2 separate regions of the Homo sapiens genome follow, and region 2 is linked to region 1. Evidence: read pairs that join two places in POLR2A ChIA-PET (ENCODE). Cell type or tissue: HepG2. All regions are shown on one strand. Each heading gives the region's core, and the rest is flanking DNA. Links, peaks and the distances in the headings are about the cores only.

Region 1 (8,039 bases), core at 128-5,127:
AAGTAGCTGGGATTACAGGCATGTGCCACCACGCCCAGCTGATTTTTGTATCTTTAGTAGAGATGAGGTTTTGCTGTGTTGACCAGGCTGGTCTCGAACTCCTGACCTCAGGTGGTGATCCTCCTGCCTCAGCCTCTCAAAGGGCTGGGATTGCAGGTGTGAGCTACCACGCCCGGGTTGTTATGATTTTTTAAAATTTTACGTATTTGAGATGCAGTCTTGTTCTGTCCCCACTCCCAAGGTGGTGTGCAGTGGCACGATCTTGTCTCACTGCAACCTCTGCTGCCCAGTTCAAGCGATTCTCCTGCCCCAGCCTCCTGAGTAGCTGGGATTACAGGTGCCTGCCACCATGCCCAGCTAATTTTTGTATTTTTAGTAGAAACGGGGTTTCGCCTTGTTGGCCAGGCTGGTTTTGAACTCCTCAGGTGATCCGCCCGCCTTGGCCTCCCATTGTGCTGGGATTACAGGCCTGAGCCACGTGCCCGGCCCTGACCTCTTTTTTAAAACCTCACTTTGTGGGGCCACTCTTGGTTTTCCTACCAAAGTGCTTGACTTGTTAAGCCATAAACATGGAATGATCTTTTGTGTGTGTGTGTGTGTGTGTGTGTGTGTGTGTGTGTGTGTGTGTGTGTGTGACGGAGTCTTGCTCTGTCCCAGGCTGGAGTGCAGCGGGCCGATCTCAGGTCACTGCAACCTCCGCTTCCTGGGTCCAAGTAATTCTCCTGCCTCAGCCTCCTGAGTAGCTGGGAATACAGGCGTGCGCCACCACAGCTGGCCAATTTTTGTATTTTTAGTGGACACAGGGTTTCATCATGTTGGCCAGGCTGTTGTTGAACTCCTGACCTAGTGATCTCCCTGCCTTGCCTCCCAAAGTGCTGGGATTACAGGCGTGAGCCAGTGGGAATAATCTTAAGATACAAAAATATGGGGTTCATAACCCCTTCACCTTGGCACAGATAAAAGTGTATACCCTTGTGCTGGGAGTGACAGGTAGTTGAGAGGCACTTTTGTGTGGGCTGGTAAGGGCCGGCGTTGGTGATTCAGAGGCTGTGCCCGGGACAAGGCCGGTGAGTCCAGCAGCTGCAGGCTGACCTCCGGAAGCCCCCTCTCCCTCGGGGAGGTGTTGGCAACAGATGTAGGAAGGGACTTTGCTTTGTGATGTCCACGTATGATGGGAATGGAGTTAAGTCCGTTCTTGCAGGAAGCTCTGGTGACTGAATCCAGGAACGTGCGGCATGTACTGGTGTGTGCCTTGAGGCATTGGAGCCGGCATTGGAGCCGGCGGCGTGGACCCTGGGCCACCCCAGGACAGGCAGGGCTCACTCTGTTTCTGGCTTGCAGACGGGTGGAACCAGCAGCTGTGTGGAGGCCTGAACTGTGTGCCAGCTGGGCTGTGCAGACACAGAAGTTTGAGACTGCCTTTCCCCAAAGGAAGCTAGAGGCTCCTTACACCCCACGGCTCCCCGGGCCTGTCTGTGAAACCTGGCTCACCTGGCCCCCTTCACAGGGTTGGCTGTTGGTGGTCACTGGGCACTTTGTAACCAAGCAGCATCCTACGTTTTCCCATTCTTAACAAACCAGGACCAAGGGGTCATCAGACTCCGATTTCTGCCACCCGTGACTGCTGTACAGTAGGTCCCAGAACAAGTCAAGGGCTGAAAGTTCGGCTAAAAGTTTGTCTCTGACTCAGAATCCCGTGTTCACCAAAGACCAGTTGGGGCTCCGTGGGTGCTGATCGCCCTGCTTATCTGGGTGTGTGTTAAAGCCCAGCTCTGCAGTACTTAATTATATTCCAGGTGCCCCTAATAACAGCCTGTGAGTGCGAGATGAGGTGTCTCACCTTATGCCGCTCAGTTGAAGAAATTGGGGGCTGTCACATTTTGACACCCCAGACCTATCAAGCACACAGAGAACATGACACTGCTCACCCCACCCCTGGCCACCCAGGGGTGGCCGCTGTCACGTGCGCAGTGCACCTGAGGTCTGAGCTGGCAGCTGGGCCCCTCAGATGTCTGTGTGTGTGTCTGTTGCATTTTTTCCTCAAAGGAGAAACCTGCAGGTTGAGGCCCGTCCCGCTCAGACCTGCCTGTGTCTCTGTGTCCAGTGGACTTTAATCCAGGGGCCTAGGGTACAGCCAAGCCTTCACTGCTGCCTTAGCCCTTTTCCTCCTCCGTGATTGTTTCCAGTGTTTTGCAACTGATCTGATCTGGGGAAACGTCGTGTTTAATTTGGAGCATGCTGCCAACGTCCCCAGTAGGATTTCGGAGGCAGCCGCAGGTTTCGGCGCTGCCCGGGGCAGAGCTTAGAGGAGAAGCTCAGAGCGGCCTCCATGTTTCTCTTTTCCAAGCCCCTGAGGTCTTTAAGTGCCGGGAGGGTTGGAAGGGGAAGCATTGCCCCGGGGTGGGGGTGGGGTAGGTGTCAGGAGCTCAACAGGCTCTGGAGGCATCTCAGCAGGACCTGAGCTCTCCAACTCTAATGGCTTTTTAATGTGTGAGCTGAAGTGTCAGGGGGCGGTCTCTTCTGGTTCTTTTTCGAAGCTGTCCCTGGAAAGCGGATGAAAGAATGTGGTGGCCAGGGCTGCAGCGGGTTTCCCTCTCTCCCTTCTCTCCCCTCCTCTCCCTATCTCTCCCCCCTCTTCTTCCTCTCTTTCTGTTCTCACTCTTCCCTTGTCTTTCTCTCTGTCTCTCCCTTCTTTTGCCCTCTCACCTCTTCTTCCTCTCTCTCTGTCTGTCCTCTCCACACCTTCTTCCTGTCTGTCTGCCTGCCTGTCTCTCTCTTTCTCTATCTCTCGCCTTTTGCAGGGCTGGATTTGGCAAGCACTTTTCCTGAGCACTGCAGCTTGGTGCGTTTCTGCTCATTTCCTGTTAAGCAGTACCCAGGGCTCCCTGAACTCAGGCTCTGGGAGGACGGCCCTGTCTTCCTTTTCCTCTCCACTCCTAGAAAAACCTGCTGACCAGGCCCTGAGAGCAGGGTCACGGGGAGACCTCCTCACCACAGCAGGAAGATAGACGGACAGTTTCCTCCATTGGACCTGACTCAGCAGCGGCCCACTGACCGCCTGGGAGGGGGCTCCCGCCTAGCGGGCCGCAGTTCCACACCTGGGTAAGGGGACGAAGCACCCAGCAGGGGTCATGCCGCGTGTGACACAGTCTGTAGGGGCGGTGGTCATGGCAGATACTCAGAATCCAGATGGCATCAGGCCTGCGAGGGCATGGGGTGAGTGGGCCCACTCCCCTCCCTGGGCCGGGAACATGCGTCTCCTCTGCCCTGGCCCCCAAGTGGACAGCTCCCCACATGGTTTCATGCCAATGGGAGTGATTATTCCATTGCCGTTGCCACTGGAATATGAGCCCATTGCCGCCGGAGCCAGGCATTTGTGCTCATTGCTGCATCCCCAGTGTTTGGTTTACTGGCTGGCCTGCCCCAGGGAGCCGGTAAATATCACATGGAAGGACGGATGGGCCACCGTGGCCCCCACCCTACAGCGGATGGCCTCGTGTCGAGTTTGTGTGAGCACGCCCTAGAGGAAGAGAAGCAGGTCTCCACCTGGCCCAGGGTACAGTTCAAGCTCTCAGCCGAATTTCGGGAGCTTCTGGAGCCCCTGCCTTGGTCCCAGGTTTAAATGCTACTCTTCCCCTGCATGGGAACTCACACAGTCAGTCCCTCCCGCCCACCCTGTGTGGGGCCCTGTACTCTCCTGCCTCCTGTCCATGTCACCGGCCTCTCCTACCTCCCAACCTCATTTTCTCTCCACTTCCTGTCTGCCCTATAACGAACGCGTTTCTATCTCCCCTTATCCTTGGCATCTTCCGGGGATGCATGTGGGAACTGAGTTCTCAGCCCTTGGAGCTTCTGGCCTCGGGGTCCCCCACCCAGATGCCACACGCTGGTGTTCGTGTGAGGTGCTCTCCTCCCATCGGACGGCAGCTCCTGAGGCTGGGCTGTGCTCGGGCATGTGTGATGGGCCATGTTCTGCTGGGCACTGGCCTGCTGATGAGGTTGCCAGAGACGCCCCCTACAGAGGCTGAGCTAGAGGGCTCCTTCTCAGAGTGAGGGGCTGTCCTCCACAGGGCCCCTGTGGTGTCCCTGGTGGTGGCTCAACAGCAGCCCCTGGTCCGCTGGCCAGGCATCTGACCAGGCCGTGTCACAGCACCAGGGAGGCAGGTGGCTGACAAGGCCTCGGAGAACTCGGTTGGGAACAGGTCCGACTGCTCTGAAAAAATCAACAGCTCAGAGAGTGTCTCCTGTGGTTTAGGGTGTGTGTCCAGCTCCAGGGCTGCAGCTGACAGTCACCTGAACTTGGCCAGGTCCGAGGGCCTGACTGTGTCACAGGCAGTCTCTGACCCAGAGCCTGCCTGAGCAGGGTCCCTAAGAAGCCAAGCCCAGACGCCTGCTTCCCCCCTTGATCGAGGCCAGGCTGAAATGCACCTGCTGCTGCCCGGCTGGGCCGGTCTGCTCAGAGTTGGTGGTTCCCTGGCTTGAATGCTTCCCCAAACTAAACCACTCCCAGCCTCCAGAAACTGGCTCCCCAGCCCTGTTTGCCAAGATTCTTAGGACTTTTGCCATGGCTGGGCCTGGCCACCCATCCTGCAGCTCTCTCCCTGGCCTCTGTGCCCAGTTGCTGCAGTGACTTCTCTCTGATTGCCACAATAGGCCCTGCGGCTCCTCCCACTTCTCCCTGTGGATGGCCCCTTCTGTCTCTGAGCCTGCTGTCTCCTGTGCTTCCGCTGCCCCTCTCTGTACCTGTCTTCTAAGCCTGCGTCCCCTGTCCCAGCGTTCAAATGTGACACTCCCACGACTCGCAGACCACAGCAGGCAGCTGGCCAGCGGTGATGCCCTGAAATGACAGCCAGGGTTCATCGCCTGTCCTTCAGCTTGAACCCATTAGCTGATTCGGCCTCTTTCCTCTTAAATTACTTTTATTTTATCACTTTTAAAATGTATTTTAAAGGGGATCGTGGTATTTTTCCTTGCTCAATAACAGTAACTGGAATAGGCCGGACACGATGGCTCACACCTGTAATCCCAGCACTTTGGGAGGCCGAGGCAGGTGGATCACAAGGTCAGGAGTTTGAGACTAGACTGGCCAACATGGTGAAACCCCATCTCTACTAAAAATACAAAAATTAGCTGGGCGTGGGTGGCGCATGGCTGTAATCCCAGCTACTCAGGAGGCTGAGGCGGGAGAATCGCTTGAACTCAGGAGGCAGAGGTTGCAGTGAGCTGAGATCGCGCCAGTGCACTCCAGCCTGGCGACAGAGCGAGACTCTGTCTCAAAAAAACAAAAACAAAAACAAACAAAATTCGTCGGGCGTAGTAATGCATATCTGTAATCCCCGCTACTCGGGAGGCTGAGGCAGGCGAATCGCTGGAACCTGCGAGGTGAAGGTTGCCTTGAGCCAAGATAGCACCACTGCACTCTGCCTCAAAAACAAAACAACACAAAAAACCCCGCACAGTAAGTGGAATAACAAATACAACAGCAGCAAAACAATAGAGTGAAATTTTGCTGGATACCCCACCCCTGAGCCTGAGGTGTGCTCTCTTGTGAAAGAGCTGTTCGGGCTGGACGTGGTGATTCTTGCCTGTAATCCCAGCACTTAGGGAGGCTGAGGCAGGATTGCTTTAGCCCAGTTGTTCAAGCCCATTTGGGCAACACAATGAAACCCCGTCTGTACAAAAAATTAAATTAGCCAGTCATAGCGGTGCACACCTGTAGCCCAGCTACTTGGTAGGCTGAGGTGGGAGGATCACTTAAGTCCAGGAGTTTGAGGCTGCGGTGAGCTATCATCATGCCGCTGCCCTCCAGCCTGGGCAACAGAGCAAGACCCTGCCTAAAAAAAACAAAAACAAAGCCTGTACTATAGTAGTGCCCACCTGGAAGTTCCTTCTTGCCAGAATAAGAAATACAGAAGAGGGGCCAGGCGCGGTGGCTCATGCCTGTAATCCCAGCACTTTGGGAGGGCGAGGCGGGCAGATCACGAGGTCAGGAGATCGAGACCATCCTGGCTAACACGGTGAAACCGTGTCTCTGCTAAAAATACAAAGAATTAACTGGATGTGGTGGCGGGCACCTGTAGTCCCAGCTACTCGGGAGGCTGAGCCAGGAGTATGGCGTGAACCCGGGAGGCAGAGCTTGCAGTGAGCCAAGATTGCACCACTGCACTCCAGCCTGGGCGACAGAGCAAGACTCCATCTCAAAAGAAAAAGAAAAAGAAATACAGAAGGGGAATTGCAGCGGAGTTGTGTTCTGACCACGTGATTCACGTGCCTTATGCTTGTGTTAGCTGCCACGCTGTGGGAAATGCCTCACGGAAGGCACGTTGCCTTTTCCCTTGGGGCCCACCGCCATGCCCTCTGCAGTCTCGCCTCTTAGGATCGGGGGATCCTGCACACTGGGATTTGGGCTCAGGAAAGAGGGCTGATGGGTTGGTAACAGCCAGGTCCTGAGTGCCTGGGGAAAGGCATGGAAGCTGGAGACCCAGCAGTCAGCATTCTTAAGGAGTTCCCAAACATTGTTGGGCACGGTGGCTCGTGCCTGTAATCCCAGCTCTGAGGGAGGCAGAGGCAGGAGGAGCGCTTGAGCCCGGGAGTTTGAGATCTGCCTGGGCAGTATAGCAAGACCCTGTTCTCCAAAAAAAAAAAAAAAAAAGTGAAAAAGAAATAAAAAAAAAAAAGAGTTCCCAAACATCACCCAAGCAGTAATGCAAATATCTTCCTCCAGGACACCCCCATCCAGCCCTGCGTGCTGGAAGCAGAACTGCTGACTGATTATTTTTCTGCTGTCATTTCGGGACTTTGCCCCAGCACTAAGCAGAGACCCTTATTCTCAGGAAGCCCCCTGCGGAAGGAAGCTCTGGGAACTTTCTGCCCGCCCTCGCCGCAATCCCTTGCCACCCGCCTCTGTGGGATGAGGCCCCACAGCTGACTCAGGCAGGCATCCATCAGCCTAACAGCCTCACTCATCAGAGTCCCGATTGTTTGAAACAGATGGGCAGCCCTGGCCCTTCAAGGCCAGCCTTTGTGGCTCAGAAGAGGGCAGCCCAGGGACCTGGTTGGAATTTCCCCATCTCCCAACCTTCACCCACCCTGGCATAAGATCATCTTCATCCTCTCCTGAGGCCTCTGATGGTTTTCTCTAAGGTTGAGAATCCCTGCTATTATTTTAGGAAGGAAGGACAACCCCCAGAACTGCAGAGTATCTTGCTTCTTGCTGACTCTGGTCAAGTCAGCGTTCCACCCACGAGGAGCCTTGGAGCTGTCGGACCCCTGGCTGAGCGTAGTGTGGGTGTCTGGGAGGTATGTGCTGCCCACTGCAGAGGCTGGCTCGGAGGCCGCTGGAATGCTGCGCTGTGCCCTAGCTTTTACATTTTTATTTCATACTTGCAGAATCCTGTGTATTTTTCCAGTGTTCTCCCACTCCCAGCCTTCCCACAGCAGCCTCCCCGGCTAGCCCCAGAGCACTCTGTGCCTGTCAGAAGAAGGCACCAGTGGGCCCCTCTGTTGAGTGGGGTCCCTGTGCCACCTCTAGACTGGCTGAGGGTTCCATAGTGGGCAGCTGCACAGCCAGGGAGGGTCTTTGGGGCCCGGAAGGAAAGAGTGCTGCTGGGAGGGAGGGCAGGAGAAAGACCTTTGGTCTGCCTGCTGCAATCACGTTTCTGGAGCCCAGGAGTCCACTCGGCTGTCAGAGGAGCCGGTAGGGGGTCGCCCTCCTTCCAGGAGAGGTTGCCTCTTACTGCATTCAGAACACATTCCCTGGGCCACACGCTGGTCGGCACCAGTATGTGGCACAGGGCACCTCCCTTGTTCAGGCACCTCATGAAGGTTGTATCATAAAGGGTTTCAGATCCAGAAAGGCAGCTAAGAATGACCAGCAGATGAGCAGGTGCCCCCACCCCATCCCAAGGAAGCCAGAGCAGGGCCGGCGTGCCTTCACTGCGCACGTTCACTGCGCCAAAACACGCAGGGTTGTGTGGCGGTCCACACTGCCTGTCAACAGGATCACGTGCTTTCTTGCTTGGTTTCTCGTACCCTAGTTT
Region 2 (10,119 bases), core at 2,947-7,946, 79 kb after region 1:
GTAGACCAATCAGGATGCTTTAAGACCCTGTCACAGTGATTGTTTCAGAGATTTGTACTGCACGACTGCACTCCAGCCTGGGCGACACATTTATTTGAGATTCTGTCTCAAATAAATAAATAATAAAAAATAAAAAATTAGTCTGGGTGCGGTGGCTTACGCCTGTAATGTCAGCACTTTGGGAGGCCGAAGTGGGCAGATCACTTGAGGTCAGGCGTTCAAGACCAGCCTGGCCAACATGATGAAACCGCATCTCTACTAAAAATATAAAAATTGGTGGGGGCGGGGGGTGGCGCCTGTAATCCCAGCTACTCAGGAGGCTGCGGAAGGAGAATCACTTGAACCCGGGAGGCAGAGGTTGCAGTGAGCCAAGATCGCACCACTGCACTCTAGCCTGGGTGACAGAGCGAAACTCTGACCCCCTCCAAAAAAATTAGCTGGGTGTGGTGGTGCACACCTGTAGTCCCAGTTACTCAGGAGGCTGAGGGAGGAGGAGCATGTGAGCCCAAGAGGTTGAAGCTGCAGTGAGCTATGATTGCATCACTGCACTCCAGCCTGTGCTACATAGCAAGAACCTGTCTTTCAAAAAAAAAAGGCCAAGTGCGGTGGCTCACGCCTGTAATCCCAGCACATCTGGGAGGTGGAGGCAGGAGGAACCCATAAGGTCAGGAGTTTGAGACCAGCCTGGCCAGCATGGTGAAACTCTGTCTCTACTAAAAAATACAAAAAACTGGCTAGGCGCGGTGGCTCACACCTATAATCCCAGCACTTTGGGAGGCTGAGGCAGGCAGATCACCTGAGGTCAGGAGTTCGAGACCAGCCTGGCCAAGAGACCAGCCTCGCCAATAAGGTGAAACCCCGTCTCTACTAAAAACACAAAAATTAGCCAGGTGTGGTGGCGGGGGCCTGTAATCCCAGCTACTGGGGAGGCTGGGGCAGGAGAATTGCTTGAACCCAGGAGGCAGAAGTTGCAGTGAGCCAAAGATCGCATCATTGCACTCCAGCCTGGGTGACAGAGCGAGACTGCAACTCAAAAAAAAAAAAAAAAAAAAAGGCCAGGCACGGTGGCTCACGCCTGTAATCCCAGCACTTTGGGAGGCCGACGGAGGCGGATCACAAGGTCAGGAGATCAAGACCATCCTGGCTAACACGGTGAAAACCCGTCTCTACTAAAAATACAAAAAATTAGCCAGGCGTGGTGGCAGGCGCCTGTAGTCCCAGCTACTTGGGAGGCTGAGGCAGGAGAATGGCGTGAACCCGGGAGGCGGAGCTTGCAGTGAGCCGAGATAGCACCACTGCACTCCAGCCTGGGCAACAGAGTGAGACTCTGTCTCAAAAAAAAAAAAAAAAAAAAAAAAATTAACCAGGCGTTGGGGCGCATGCCTATAGTGCCTGTAGTCCAAGCTACTTGGGAGGTTGAGGCAGGAGAATCGCTTGAACCTGGGAGGCAGAGGTTGCAGAGAGCCGAGATCAAGCCACTGTACTCCAGCTTGGGCGACAGAGCGAGATTCTGTCTCAAAAAAAAGAAAAAAGAAAAAAGGGAAAGAAAGAAGAAAATAACCCAAACCCTCCCATCTTTCCAAGCAATCAACAAAACAGTAGGTGGATTGCAAACGACCACATAGGCAGCTGCTTTCATCGGTATCCTTACTCCTGCACAGCTTTCCATGAATCCAACTTTCTGCCCTGAGGAATTCACTCACTAGGAAGTCTGTCAAAGGCAGGAAGCCATGGTTATAAAGCGTAGCACCTGGAAGCCTCGTAGTGACAGAAGAGATCTATACTTTGACCGTGGTGTTGGTGGTGACATGAATTTACACATGGGAGAAAACTGTGTGGAACACCCGAATGAGCGCGTGTAAAACTGGTAAAATGTGGCGGGGCGTGGTGGCTCACGCCTGTCATCCCAGCACTGGGAGGCCGAGGCAGGCGGATCACCTGAGGTCAGGAGTTAGAGACCAGCCTGGTCAACATGGAGAAACCCCATCTCTACTAAAAATACAAAAATTAGCCAGGCATGGTGGTGGGCGCCTGTAATCCCAGTTACTAGGGAGGCTGAGACAGGAGAATTGCTTGAACCCAGGAGGCGGAGGTTGCGGTGAGCCGAGATCAGGCCACTGCACTCCAGCCTGGGCGACAAAGCGAGACTCCATCTCAAAAAAAAAAAAAAAAGGTAGAATGTGAGTCCACTGCACCCGTGTCCATTTCCCGGGTTTTATGCTGACTACATGGGTCCTCACTGTACTTTTTGTTTTAGTTGTTTTGGCAACTTCCTGTGGATCTATAATTATTTCAAAATACAAAGTTACAAGAAAACAAAACCAAAAGGCGGGGGCACTTGGAGGAGGGATTTGAGGAATCCTATTTACAACAAATAAAAGGGGTGTGTTTATTTTGATTCTCAAGCAAAGGATAAGCCAATGGCTGTTTGCAGCTCCTGAGGCTGATGACTTTTCCCCCTGCAGTTAGCGTGCTCATGATTAACCATGTATGCTAATTACAGATAACTAGCTGGCTGATTACAGCCCAAAAGCAGCTAGTGAATGGTGATAGTTAAACCCGTCAGCCAGCCTCTCCCCGCCCCTCCGGGATTCCCCTGGATCAGGATGGCTTTTTTTTTCTTTTTTTTTTTTGAGACGGAGTCTCCCTCTGTTGCCCAAGCTGGAGTGCAGTGGCGCGATCTCTGCTCACTGCAGCCTCCGCCTCCCAGGCTGAAGTGATTCTCACTCCTCAGCCTCCCAAGTAGCTGGGACTACAGGCATCCGCCACCATGCCCCACTAATTTTTTTGCATTTTTAGTAGAGACAGGGTTTTACCATGCTGGCCAGGCTGGTCTTGAACTCCTGACCTCAAGTGATCCACCCACCTCAGCCTCCCAAAGTGCTGGGATTACAGCGTGAGCCACCACGCCTGGCCAGGATGGCTTTTTGTTTTTTTTTTTTTTGAGACGGAGTCTCGCTCTGTAACCAGGCTGGAGCTCAGTGGCGCAATCTCAGCTCACTGCAACTTCTGCTTCCTGGGTTCAAGCAATTCTCCTGCCTCAGCCTCCCGAGTAGCTGGGATTACAGGCGCCCGCCACCACACCCAGCTAATTTTTGTATTTTTAGTAGAGACAGGGTTTCACCATGTTGGTCAGGCTGGTCTCAATCTCGTGACTTCAAGATCCGCCCGCCTAAGCCTCCCAAAGTGCTGGGAGTACAGGTGTGAGCCACCACGCCCGGCCCAGGAGGCTTTCCCCCTTCAGACCCTACCTCCACCAGCTGGGTGGATTCCTTGGGTTTTGTTTTTTTTTTTCTTTATTTTTCTCTCTTTGTTTAGTAGAGACAGGGTCTCGCTCTGTTGCTCAGGCTGGAGTGCGGTGGTGCAGTCATGGCTCACTGCAGCCTCCAATTCTTGGGCTCAAACAATCCTCCCACCTTAGCCTCCCTTGGTAGCGGGGACCACCATGCTCAGGTAACTTTAAATTTTTTTTTTTTTTATAGATGGGCTCTTGCTTTGTTACCCAAGCTGGTCTCCAGCTCCTGGCCTCAAGCAATCCTCTTGCCTCAGCCTCCCAAAGTGCTGTATCACAGGCTTGAGCCACCATGCCTGGCCAGCTTTCAATTTCTTGTAACTGCCAAGGAGGACCCCAAATACTTGGAGGGTGAATCCAGAACGCCAGCTCTAGGAGGGAAAAGATTATTGTCTGCTTTGTTCCCTGCTCCGAGGACAGTACACAGCTATTTGGGAGGCTGAGGCAGGACTGCTTGAGGCCAGGGGTTGGAGACCAGCCTAGGGAAATGGCAGGATCCCATGTCTGGAAAAATATATTCATTATTATTATTTATTTATTTATTTATTTATTTATTTATTTTTTGAGACGGAGTCTTGCTCTGTCGCCCAGGCTGGAGTGCAGTGGCGCAATCTAGGCTCACTGCAAGCTCCGCCTCCCGAGTTCACGCCATTCTCCTGCCTCAGCCTCCTGAGCAGCTGGGACTACAGGTGCACACCGCCACGCCCGGCTAATTTTTTGTATTTTTTTAGTAGATACAGTATTTCACCGTGTTAGCCAGGATGGTCTCGATCTCCTGACCTTGTGATCGGCCCGCCTCGGCCTCCCAAAGTGCTGGGATTACAGGCGTGAGCTACCGCGCCCGGCCTATATTCATTATTATTATTTTTTGTTTTTTTGAGATGAGTTTCGCTTTTGTTGCCCAGGCTGGAGTGCAATAGCGCGATCTCGGCTCAGTGCCATCTCCACCTTCCGGGTTCAAGCAATTCTCCCGCCTTAGCCTCCTGAGTAGCTGGGATTACAGGTGCCCGATACCATGCCCGGCTAATTTTTTTGTATTTTTAGTAGAGATAGGGTTTCACCATGTTGGCCACGCTGGTCTTGAACTCCTGACCTCAGGCGATCCACCCGCTTCAGCCTCCCAAAGTGCTGGGATTACAGGCATGAGCCACCGCGCCTGGCCACTGTCTCATATTTCTGATCCACCTCCCCAGGCTGCTTCCAGACCCCATGAGCTTTGGGGATCGTCCCCAAGGCCCCCAGTGACTGATGGCGAGACGGGAGGCTGGAAGAGGTGGCTGTTCACAGCTGGGCGGAGCTGGCACACACTGCCCTTACCTGTCAGGGTGTACTCTGTCTGCCGGATGCCCTCGATGACCATCCAGGGCTGGTCCTCCTTGAGGCGGGGCGGGCCCTCGAAGTTGGTCCGCCGGTACTCCAGCACGTAGTGGTCAATCTTGCTGTCCTCATCCGGCATGCGCCACACCAGGGTCACACAGTTATCTGCCACCAGGGACTCAGCCAGGTCGATCACGGGTGCGCTGGGCACTGACCAAGACGGAAAGGAGAGGGGGTCGGGATTCTGTGCCTGGTTCAGGGGGCAGGGGGCTTGCTGCAGGGCTGCCCAACCACATGTTGGACAATTTTGGGGGCATGGCCACAAAGGGGTTCCATGTTTGGCAGGGTGGAGACTTTTTTTTTTTTAGAGACAGAGTCTTGCTCTTGTCACCCAGGCTGGAGTGCAGTGGCACGATCTTGGCTCACTGCAACCTCCGACTCCCTGGTTCAAGCGATTCTCCTGCCTCAGCCTCCTGAGTAGCTGGGATTACAGTCGTGAGCCACCATGGCCCGGCTAATTTTTTATATTTTTAGTAGAGACAGGGTTTCTCCATGTTGGCCAGGCTGGTCTTGAACTCCTGACCTCAAGTGATCCACCCGCCTCGGCCTCCCAAAGTGCTGGGATTCCAGGCGTGAGTCACCGCGCCCGGCCATGGAGACGCTAAGGTTCCATCAGTGGGTTGGGGGAGGGCTGAGCTTTCTTGGGATTCCATCATTTACAGGCAGAATTATTCCAAAATCTCTGCCAATGAGGGATGCGGCTTTCTTTGGGGCTGCATCATAGACAGGCTGGGTTCTCAGTCCATTTCTCCTCGGGGACGTGGCCTTCTCAGGGCTCCACCCCTGGAAACAGGGTTTTCCCAGGAGCTACCATGTGGTGGGCAGGCCCTTCTCGTGGCTCTATCCAGGGAGGAGGTCTCGGGAGGACTCCACTCCCCCAACGACATGGTATTCTCAGGGCTCCACCCCTGTGGACAGAGTTTTCCCAGGACCTCACCCCCTGGTGGGTGGGGCTTTCTGATGGCTCCACCCATGGGCGGGACTTGATGAATACCCCACCCCCACAGGACGTGCTATTCTCAGGGCTCCACCCCTGGGGACAGGATTTTCCCACCTGGTGAGTTTGACCTTCTCATGGCTCCACCCCAGGGCGGGGCCTCATGAGGACTCAACCAACCCCACAGGACATGGTATTCTCACAGTTCCACCCCTGGGTACAGAGTTTTCCCAGGATGTCACTACACAGTGGGTGGGGTCTTCCCATGGCTCCACCCAGGGGCGGGGCTCCATGAGAACTCCACCCCCCACAGGGCGTGGAATTCTCAGAGCTCCACCTCCCCCAGGCGGAATTCAGACACCGGGTCGTCCACCATACTCCAGGTCCTGTTTCAGGGCCTCCTAGCCTCCCAGGTCATTCCCCGGAAGTCCTGGCCCTCTAGTGCGTGCCCCTCTCACCAGGCAGGAACTTGAGTGCCTGTAGCATCTGCCGCTCTTGCGCGAAGTCCACCATGAGGTGACTCATGTTGTCACTGACCTTCGCTTTCAATGATAGCCGGAAGGCAGGGGCCATGGTCACTCTGCAGGAAGGAGGTGGCAGGCGTTGCGTGGGGGACCAGGCCTGGTCATCCGTGGCGCGAGGGGGCCCCTCCCCAGGGCTCCCGTCCAGGGCTCTGAGATGAGACACCCTCACCAGGTGGCCCCTGTCTTCACACCAGGGGCAGGGTAGTGGGGTGGGGGCCAGACCCCAGTGTCTTACCCATCTTTGATTTGCTTGGCAGCCTAGAGAGAGGAACAGAACAACATTCAAAGATTTCTTTTTTTGTTTTTGAGACGGAGTCTTGCTCTGTTGCCCAGGCTGGATTGCAGTGGAGAGATCTCGGCTCACTGCAACCTCCACCTCCTGGGTTCAAGCAATTCTGCCTCAGCCTCCTGAGTAGCTGGGATTACAAGCACCCACCACCACACCCGGCCAATTTTTTGTATTTTTAGAGAGATGGGGTTTTGCCATGTTGGCCACACTGGTCTCAAACTCCTGACCTCAGGTGATCCGCCTGCCTCAGCCTCCCAGAGTGCTGGGATTACAGGCATGAGCCACCGTGCCTGGCCCAAAGATTTGTTTCATTTTTTGTGTTTTTTTTTTTTTGAGATGGAGTCTTGCTCTGTCGTTCAGGCTGGAGTGCAGTGGCACGATCTCGGCTCACTGCAAGCTCCGCCTCCCGGGTTCACGCCATTCTCCTGCCTCAGCCTCCCGAGTAGCTGGGACTACAGGCGCCCGCCACCACACCCAGCTAATTTTTTGTATTTTTAGCAGAGATAGGGTTTCACTGTATTAGCCAGGCTTGTCTTGATCTCCTGACCTCATGATCGGCCCGCCTCAGCCTCCCAAAGTGCTGGGATTACAGGCGTGAGCCACTGCGCCCGGCCCAAAGATTTGTTTCTACCAAATCATAAAGCCACTCTACAGACATGAAGACTGAGGCCTCTCGAGGAAGGTATTTGCCAAAGTGTCCCTGCACTTCTGGACTGTGCCCTGAAGACAGAGGATGGCCAAGACAGGCTCCCATCCCCACCCCAACCTCCTGCCCACACCCAGCCCATACAGCTGGCAAATTCACTGAATAAAACTACAGGATGCCCAGTTAAATTGGCATTTCAGATAAATCATGACTATGTCCCATGCACTCTTTGGGATATACTCACACAAATGCAGTTCTTAGTGTGCACATATATACCCTTATACTAAAAAAGTATTTATTCATTTGCATTTCAGATCAACAATGAATACTTTTTTTTTCTTTTTTTTTGAGACAAGGTCTGGCTCTGTCCCTCAGGCTAGAGTGCAGTGTAACAATCACGGCTCATTGTAACCTTGAACTCTGGAGCTCAAACAATCCTCCCACTTCAGCCTCTTGAGTAGCTGGGACCACAGGTGTGTGCCACCACACCCAGCTAATTATTTTATTTTATTTTATTTTTTGAAACAGAGTCTTGCTCTGTCACCTAGGCTGGAGTGCAGTGGTGCGATCTCTGCTCACTGCAAGCTCTGCCTCCCGGGTTCACACCATCCTCCTGCCTCAGCCTCCTGAGTAGCTGGGACTACAGGTGCCCGCCACCATGCCCGGCTAACTTTTTGTATATTTAGTAGAGACGGGGTTTCACCGTCCTAGCCAAGATGGTCTCAATCTCTTTTTTTTGCGACGGAGTCTCGCTCTGTTGCCCAGGCTGGAGTGCGGTGGCGCGATCTTGGCTCACTGCAAGCTCCGCCTCCCGAGTTCACGCCATTCTCCTGCCTCAGCCTCCCGAGTAGCTGGAACTACAGGTGCCCGCCACCACGCCCGGCTAATTTATTTGTATTTTTTTTTAGTAGAGACGGGGTTTCACTGTGTTAGGATGGTCTTGATCTCCTGACCTCGTGATCCGCCCGCCTTGGCCTCCCAAAGTGCTGGGATTACAGGCATGAGCCCCTGTGCCTGGCCAATTATTTTATTTTTTGTAGAGATGGGGTTTCACTATGTTGCCCATGTTGGTCTGAAACTCCTGGCCTCAAGCAATCCTCCTGCCTCGGCCTCCCAAACTGCTGGTATTACAGGCATGAGCCACTGCACCCAGCCTGAATGCTTTCTTTTCTTTTTTTCTTTGTTTTTGAGATGAAGTCTCCCTCTGTTGCCCAGTCTGGAATGCAGTGACACAATCTCAGCTCACGGCAACCTCTGCCTCCCAGGTTCAAGCGATTCTCCCGCCTCAGCCTCCCAAGTAGCTGGGATTACAGGCGCCCACCACCACATCCAGCTAATGTTTGTATTTTTAGTAGAGATGGGGTTTCCCCGTGTTGGCCAGGCTAGTCTTGAACTCCTGACCTCAGGTGATCCACTGCCTCAGCCTCCCAAAGTGCTGGGATTACAGGCGTAGCCACTGTGCCCGGCCTGGACACTTTCTTGGTATCAGTATGTACTTTTGCCAACTATCGCATGGGTGGGCTATACTTACACTAAAAATGTGCTTGTTCACCTGAAATGCAAACGTGACTGGGCACACTGTTCTTTACCTGGCAGCATCAGAGGCACCCACCTGAGGAAAGTCCTCGCTGTCCATGGCCTGCAGAGTCTGGTTGGCTGTCTCCAGAAGCTCCTCGGAGCTCTCCAGGGCCCGCGTGCAGGCAGCCAGCTGGTTCTGTGGATACCAGGCACCAAAGGAGGGGACAACTCACCCCACTGCCTCAGGCCCCCTGAGGGCTCCCCACCCCATTCAGAATCCAGGGTACCATGCCCTTCTCGAACTCCAGGTGAGAGATGGAGATTGGAGCCTTGAGCGCCCCACCAAATGGGGCTGGGCTCGGGGAGCAGAACAGAATCCCTGGGGAATCCCTTCCCTAAAAACACGTAAGGCCGGGTGTGGTGGCTCAGGCCTGTAATCCCAGCACTTTGGGAGGCTGAGGCGGGAGGATCACCTGAGGTCAGGAGTTCAAGACTAGCCTGGCCAACACAGTGAAACCCTGTCTCCACTAAACATAGAAAAAAGTAGCTGGGTGTGGTGGTGGGCACCTCTAATCCCAGCTACTCGGGAGGCTGAGGCAGGAGAATCACTTGAACCCGGGAGGCGGAGGTTGCAGTGAGCTGAGGTTGTGCAACTGATCCAGCCTGGGTCACAGAGAGAGACTCCATCTCAAAAACAAAACAAAACAAAAAAAACTCACATGAGCCAGGCACAGAGGCTCATGCCTGTAATCCCAGCAATTTGGGAGGCCAAGGCAGGAGGATCGCTTGAGCCCATGAGTTCAAGACTAGTCTAGGCAACATGGTGAAAACCAGTCTCCACCAAAAAATACAAAAATGAGCTGGGCGTGGTGGCACCTTCCTGTGGTCCCAGCTACTTGGGAGGCTAAGATGGGAGAATCGCTTAAGCCTGGGAGGCGGACGCTGCAGTGAGGCATGATTGCGCCACTGGACTCCAGCCTGGGTGACAGAATAAGACTCTGTCTCAAAACAAAACAAACCAAAAACTCACATGCCTAGGCCACATCCGAGCTCCAGGGCTCTAGATTCCCCCTGGGACAGGAATCTGGGATGTCAGGAAGTTGCCCAGGAGGTCTGGATGCAGCCTGTGTGACTCCAGCTTGGAGTCTGAGTGACAGCCCACGGGAGCCATGGGTGGTGTTTGAGTGGAGGTGATACCTTCAGATCTGGGGGGCCAGTGGGAAGGGCTGAGAAACCGGAGGCACTGAGTGAAGACAGGAGGGGAAGATCTGAGCCAGACTCGGGGACGCCGTGATGGAGAGGGGATTCAGAGAGAGCACAGATGGGCCAGGCGCGGGGGCTCATGCCTGTCATCCCAGCACTTTGGGAGGCTGAGGCAGGAGGATCACCTGAGGTCAGCTTGGCCCACACGGTGAAACCCCATCTCTACTAAAAATACGAAAATTAGCCCAGCATGATGGCGGGTACCTGTAATCCCAGCTACTTGGGAGGCTGAGGTAGGAGAATTGCTTGAACCCAGGAGGCGGAGGTTGCAGT

What was found. ChIA-PET counts read pairs that join two places held together with the same protein. Peaks named below come from ENCODE experiments on the same cell type or tissue, not always from the same donor. Only the 100,000 strongest peaks of a DNase experiment are listed, where the experiment ranks them.
Region 2: POLR2A ChIA-PET joins it to region 1 with 6 read pairs; 8 of 35 experiments call an interaction of 5 or more read pairs at or near these places.

Annotation. Positions count from the first base shown.
Region 1 is chr19:4,385,115-4,393,153 of GRCh38, reverse strand. All of the region lies in intron 1 of SH3GL1 (SH3 domain containing GRB2 like 1, endophilin A2), which reads left to right. Among named protein-coding and RNA genes, the nearest start is that of SH3GL1, 11 kb to the left of the region's middle. RefSeq lists enhancers at 1,927-2,535, 2,536-3,142, 3,143-3,750, 6,169-6,669. In HepG2, for the core only: no CTCF peak of the experiment used is centred there; DNase peaks (open chromatin) are centred at 1,153, 1,670 and 2,113; H3K4me3 peaks cover 1,142 bases.
Region 2 is chr19:4,306,542-4,316,660 of GRCh38, reverse strand. FSD1 (fibronectin type III and SPRY domain containing 1) reads right to left here. Exons shown (of 13, transcript NM_024333.3): 4 at 8,678-8,779; 5 at 6,366-6,388; 6 at 6,065-6,186; 7 at 4,610-4,819. Among named protein-coding and RNA genes, the nearest start is that of FSD1, 7.0 kb to the right of the region's middle. In HepG2, for the core only: no CTCF peak of the experiment used is centred there; DNase peaks (open chromatin) are centred at 5,900 and 6,030.